Regions from separate parts of the Homo sapiens genome. Here region 1 is linked to region 2. A link is a contact called in ENCODE Hi-C or POLR2A ChIA-PET data. All regions are on one chromosome and are shown on one strand. Each heading gives the region's core, a stretch centred on a gene start or an enhancer-like site at or near the end of the contact. The rest is flanking DNA. Distances are from core to core; before and after follow the strand shown. Region 1 overlaps LOC100506403 (a long non-coding RNA gene). Region 2 has its middle 250 kb from the start of RUNX1.

Evidence for each region. Hi-C counts contacts between places; a loop is a spot of excess contacts on that map. ChIA-PET counts read pairs that join two places held with the same protein, here RNA polymerase II (POLR2A). Pooled maps may share reads with other maps.
Region 1: a pooled map shows a loop between it and region 2 (2.4-fold over the local background). The contact joins two enhancer-like sites. A Hi-C loop is called at or near these places in 1 of 168 maps with a recorded cell type or tissue (MCF 10A) and 2 of 50 pooled maps. POLR2A ChIA-PET finds 5 or more read pairs at or near these places in 3 of 52 experiments (AG04449, AG04450 and Panc1).

Annotation. Positions count from the first base shown.
Region 1 is chr21:35,394,471-35,397,680 of GRCh38, forward strand. All of the region lies in intron 2 of LOC100506403 (a long non-coding RNA gene), which reads right to left. Among named protein-coding and RNA genes, the nearest start is that of MIR802, 320 kb to the right of the region's middle. Within about 2 kb of position 1,446, at least 3 of the 41 ENCODE cell types and tissues checked have a DNase peak (open chromatin) inside an H3K27ac peak, as active enhancers do.
Region 2 is chr21:35,293,156-35,295,979 of GRCh38, forward strand. No RefSeq gene overlaps it. Among named protein-coding and RNA genes, the nearest start is that of RUNX1, 250 kb to the left of the region's middle. Within about 2 kb of position 1,461, at least 6 of the 41 ENCODE cell types and tissues checked have a DNase peak (open chromatin) inside an H3K27ac peak, as active enhancers do.

The sequences.
Region 1 (3,210 bases), core at 196-2,695, 100 kb after region 2:
CACCTTGGTAGAAATTAAGCACAGAAAGAACTATTAAAGAGCATTTGCGCTGAGGGATCTTGGCCCTAGTAGAATGTGGGGCCAGAATTCTAAGATGGTCCCCAAGATACCCTCTCTTGGTGTATGTAAGCCCTATAAAATCCCTTCCTCCAAGTATCAGCAGAACCTTCGAATACGATAAGGTATCAGTCCTGGAATTATATTACATTATATGCAAATGGCAGATTATTTGGGATGAGGCTAATTCATCAAACGAGGTCTTTAAGAGTGTTTACTCCACCTGGTTGCAGAGGAGAAAGTCAGAGACATGTGCTCTTGTTGGCCTGAAAGAAGCAACTATCATGTGGTGAACCACCTACAGGGGCCACACAGCAAGGAACGGCAGGCAGCCTCTAGAAGCCAAGAGCCTTCCTGGACCAACATCTAGCAAGAAAATAAGGACCTCTGCCATACAACCACAGAGAAATGAATCCCACTAACAGTGAACTTGGAAAAGCATCCTAAGCCTCAGATGAGAACCACAGCACCTTTAGATGGGAACAGTATGGTAGTCCGTTCAACATCTTAATTGTGGTCTGTGAAACCACCAGCAGACAGCCCTGCCATAGCCAGCCTAGACTTCATACCTACAGGAACTGTGAGACCATTGATATGGGTTGTTTGCAGTCACTAAGTTTGTGGTAATTTGGTATGAAGCAATAGAAAACCAATACGCATAGTGAGCTAGCTGAGTTCACTTCTCAGTGGTTAAAAAGATGAACAAATAAAGGTTACCAAGGGCTGTCGGGGGTAAAAGGAGCTTTTGTTTAATGTGTACAGAGTTTCTGCTGGCAGCAATGAAAAAGTTTTGGGTATAGATAGTGGTGATGGGTACACAGCACTGTCAATATACTTTAATGCCACTGGGTTGTAAACTTACCAATAGTTAAAATGATAAATATTATTTTATATATACATATATATATGTATATATATATATATATATATGTATATATATATATATTTTTTTTTTTTTTTTTTGAGAAGGTGTCTTGGTCTGTCACCCGGGCTGGAGTGCAGTGACGCGATCTTGGCTCACTGCAAGCTCCGCCTCCCGGGTTCACGCCATTCTCCTGCCTCAGCCTCCTGAGTAGCTGGGACTACAGGCGCCTGTATGCTATATATATATATTATCACATTTTTAAAGAGAGAAAGATGAATAAATAAAAAGAATATTGGATCACTCTACTTCTTTGATTACGGCCAATGATATTCTTCTCAGGCCCCTAATCTCAGTCCTATTCAAAATTAATTCTAATTGACTCAAAATATCCTTCAACTTAAAAATAAATTTTATTTTTTTAATATTTTAAAAATATTTTAAAAATAAGTTCTCTATCAAATGTTGAGTCTTGCTGACTCATGCAGTAGAGGGATTAGAGAAACCAGTACAAATCAGGAAGAGTGAAAAATAGCTTGAATCCTATGAATCATCTTGAGCTTTGACAGACAGGAAAGGAAAAGACAGAGTTATATGCCCTGGCAATGTGAGAATGGGTTGGGTCGGAAGAGTAGCACCCATAAGGCAAGATGGAAAACCTTCTGGCATTTTACTTAAGCCCCATGGCTGCTCAGGGCTGACCTAAGCAGGACAAAGAGACCACCAAGGCAGGTGAAGGGCAGGACCCAGACAGGAGGTAGAGAACACCAGCTAAACTGTGGGAGAGGATTGGGGAGAGCCCAGCAATGACCAGGAAGCTTTTTGTCTGGGGCCATGAACCTGGGACCCTACCCAGCAGTGACAGCCCAGATGACCTGTCAGGGAGGAAAGTCCTGGGAATGGTGACAACAGATGCCATGGAGGGCTGGGATGCTCAGGACTGAGATATAAGGATTGTCTCAATGGCACCTTTCTAGAAGGGGAGGATTTTTAAGAGTTTGACTTCAGAATTTGGTTCCCTAGTCATGGATTGTTGGGCATGGTGAAACATGACCATCTCAGCACAGGCCTATAGTCTGATGAAAATAAGAACTGAGCTCTCCTGGAAGGTAGACTTCTTGGCTGTGGATTGTGGTCTGGTCAATGCATCCTCAACAACTCCAGATGGAGCTTCTTGTTTGGTTTCCTAATCTCCCATCCGCACAATACCCAAACCCATAAATAACCCTCTGCCCCTCAAACCATTCTGCCTTTTGTTTTCTTCTCACATCTTGTACATCACCCTGCTTCTATGGAGGATCCTGCAATTTATTAATAATAATAAAAACAGTGGCAACAATACAAAACCAATATTGCTTATGGGCCATCCACAGTGCACTGAAGCCATGCTAAGCACTCAAGAGACCTTGTCTCCTTCAGTTCTCACAGTAGCTTTAGGAGATGGTGGAGGAAAGAGCTCAGCTCAGAGAGGGTAATAACCTGTCCAGTGTCACACAGCCAGTGAGTGGGTTATGAGTTTTAACTTAGGCTCATCTGACTCCAAGACCTGCACTTTCAATTTAGGACGACTCAACTCTCCATTCATTATGATCCTATGAGAAGGAACTTCATAAGAGGTGGGCCATGGTTTCTTTTTTTTGAGACAGAGTCTCGCTCCGTCGCCCAGGCTGGAGTGCAGTGGCGCAATCTCGGCTCACTGCAAGCTCCGCCTCCCGGGTTCACGCCATTCTCCTGCCCCAGCCTCTCGAGTAGCTGGGACTACAGGCGCCTGCCACCACGCCCGACTAATTTTTTGTATTTTTAGTAGAGACGGGATTTCACCGTGTTAGCCAGGATGGTCTCGATCTCCTGACCTCATGATCTGCCCGCCTCGGCCTCCCAAAGTGCTGGGGTAACAGGCGTGAGTCACGGCGCCCGGCCGGCAATGGTTTCTTTATGTGGCCTTTCTTGCCAATAGTCTGGAAGCGGCACTCTATGTCAGAGGTAGAAAGGAAGCAGGCATCTGTCCATCAAAAGGAGAAACTGGGGGCAGACACTTGATGACCTACAGGAATTTAAGGAAAAGCATAACACTCATGCGTATATTCTAATCAAGCAAAAGATGAAAGGCCTTATGGCAAAAAGGATAGAAAATTTCAAAATAATAGAAAATTTGGTTGGTGTGAGGTCTTGTTTAGTGAGCGTCATTTATAACGTTCATTAAACATTAGGAAACAAAACCAACACACTACACAGTCGTCCACAGAAAACAGTCTGGGCAGAACACGGCATTGCTTCTCAAAACATTTGAG
Region 2 (2,824 bases), core at 211-2,710:
TACATTATAGTGACTTTAAAGAGACTATTAATCAGTACACCGACGTCTATTGAACTTAATTGTATGTGAACACAAAACAATTAAGACAAAAATAATATGGACTTTTTGTGACACAGGCAGGGCACTCTAGTTTTTACACTTAATCAGCATACACTTAAACCTATCTGATAAGTAGACTCTATTCAGTGAGAAAATCGATTTAGAATATTGTGTAACACGTGGAGTAGGGGATATAACAAATAACTCAAAAGTAAATTGGAAGTGAAAATAAACTCCTAGAAAATGGAACTTTCTCCTTCTCCACCTAATTTTGAAGAGTATCAAAAATAACACCTGGATTTTTTAGACTCCTATTAATTTCTTGTGAAGTTTTCTGCTATATTTACATATTCTGTTCATCTCTCAATATCAAATGCAGTGTTTGGTAACTAAAGGGCTAAGAACCTAATAAGTAAGACTTTTAAAATTTAAAAATAATCGTAAATGTTGATTATGTTTTATGACTATAAACACTAAGGCCCAAGTGGATACATGAAAAAGAAATGTTTTCCTGTCCTCTAAATATGAAGCCTTCCTGAATTCCACACTCAGAATTTAGAATGTACTATTACAATACAAATAAACCTGAATTATAATATAAGAAAAAAACACAGATAAAAACGTTGCATATCTTTACCTTTAATGACATTTACCTCTTCGTCAGAATTTCAAACCCCATCCCGTTTTTTAAGGTCCATTTCTACTGGTTCCTCCTTTATCGTGCCTTGTCCGATCTTCTCCAAGAAAAAAAAATCAAGTCTCTTTCATAGTTCCTTCACATCTAACTTCTATTTATTTTATGGCATGCACTATTTCTACCATGGCTATATTATTGTATATATGAGATGCCAGACTAGACAATGCATTCCTTGACATTCAAGCCCACTTTTAGGTCATCTTCAACACTCCCCTGTCCCAGCAAGGATCAACACCTAGGGAATGTGTGTGGGACAGATGGGTGAATGAACGCTGCTGCTTCTTGGAACTCAGGCCTTTGAGCATAACTTGCTTGGCATCCTCTGCATCAAAAAAATGTTCAGTATTGTTTCACTTGCGCCAGAAGAGCTTGTCTGGAAAACGTCTGATAAGCCATGGTAAGAAACAACACACAACCCCCGGATCTACCTGAATTATCTCAGCCTAAAGTTATCCGATCTCGCTTTTGCTAGTGAGGCGTGTCAATAAAGTCAAACCCAAGTTTGAGCTTTGATTTCGGGCCTCAGCTGATGACAGCTGTGCCGAGTTGATTTAATGGGTTCTGTGCAGATAAAGGCGGGGATTTGCAATGTTAAAAGTGTCTTCACAGGTGAGAAGACAAAGATCTCTGACATGCTTATTTCTCACAGTTCAGGTCCCCGACCCAGGCCTGGAAACACATCAAAGGCCACACCTTTCCTTCTTTTCATGCTCTCAGTCGGCCTTCTCTCACTTTCAGATTGCACCCCTGCACGACTCACCAGTCAAACAATGCAGTTATTATGCTCCTGGGAGAAGAAGGATAATTACCTCCACGGCCAGGTGCCAGTAGCAAGTTTCCCTGTGGCCAATTACTGTGTGGTGGTAAAACAGCTGAAGCTCTGTTTTTAAAATCTGTGTTGTGTTTTTTTTAAGCCTTTACTGTCATGTTGCCAGACACTGGCCCTGAGCCCTGCTATCGACACAGGGCGTCTAGCTTTGTTTTGAACGTGGGTTCCATTGTCTTTCACTCTCTCCCAACCTGGCATCTCATTATGTTTATATCTCCTTATCAGAGCCAATGAGCAAGGGGAAAACAGCTTCAGAAAGGAGGGAGCTGCTGCCCCACAGTTTCCATTTATCCAACCAAACCCAAACTGTTTTCATCCCTCATCAGCTGAGATGGAGTGACAGTGACTATAAAGAGAACTGATTGGCTTGGAGAAGGTGAGCATGATTTTAATAAGAAGAAAGTGAGGACAGTAATGGAGCTTTTTGTCTTTTGAGTGACACATCTGGAAACTCCCCACTGGCCTTCTCCATTAGTTTGGTGAAAACCTATCAAGGAAACAAACAAACAAGCAAAACACAAGTGAATGGCATTAAGTCCTGGCTGCAGAATAGTACTTCTTGTCTGGGGACAGATGTGTGCTGTGAAATGTTTATCCACCACCCCACATGCTTTTATTTGCAGCTGATGCTAATAATTATAACCAACATTTCAGAAATACCTTTAATATGCCAGACATCATCTTAAGCACACATGCTTTCTCCTCGGTCACCTCAACAACCCTAACAAGGTAGTATTTTACTTTCCATTTTACAGAAGGTGATCTTGAAGCTTGGAAAGATTAGCATTACAGTGTTACAAAGCTAAGAAGTGACAGAAGATAGGTCTATTTCATACCAAAGCTCAAATCTCAACTACACTGCTCTAAGGGGAACCTCTCACCTCCACTGGGCTACTTAAGGGGAACCAGCGACCCGACAGCCACAAGGCACTTCAGAAAAAAACGCACATTGCTGAGGGTCTAGGAACTCCCACCACATCCTCACTGCAGGTCCTTTATTGCTTTACTTGCCTAGTTGAGCATCAAACAACCTTAGTTTTTTGAGAGTGCCACTATTTTATCAGGTGTGTTAGTTTTGTGTGTCAACTAGATGAGCCACAGGAAGCTCAAATGAAACGTGATTTCAGGGTGTGTCTGTGCGGGCGTTTCAGGGTAAGATTCGTATTTGAACCAATGGACTCAGTAAATTAGAATTCCCTCCCCAGGATGGGTGGGCATCACCCAACCCACTGAGAGACTGAATGAAACAAAAGGCAGAG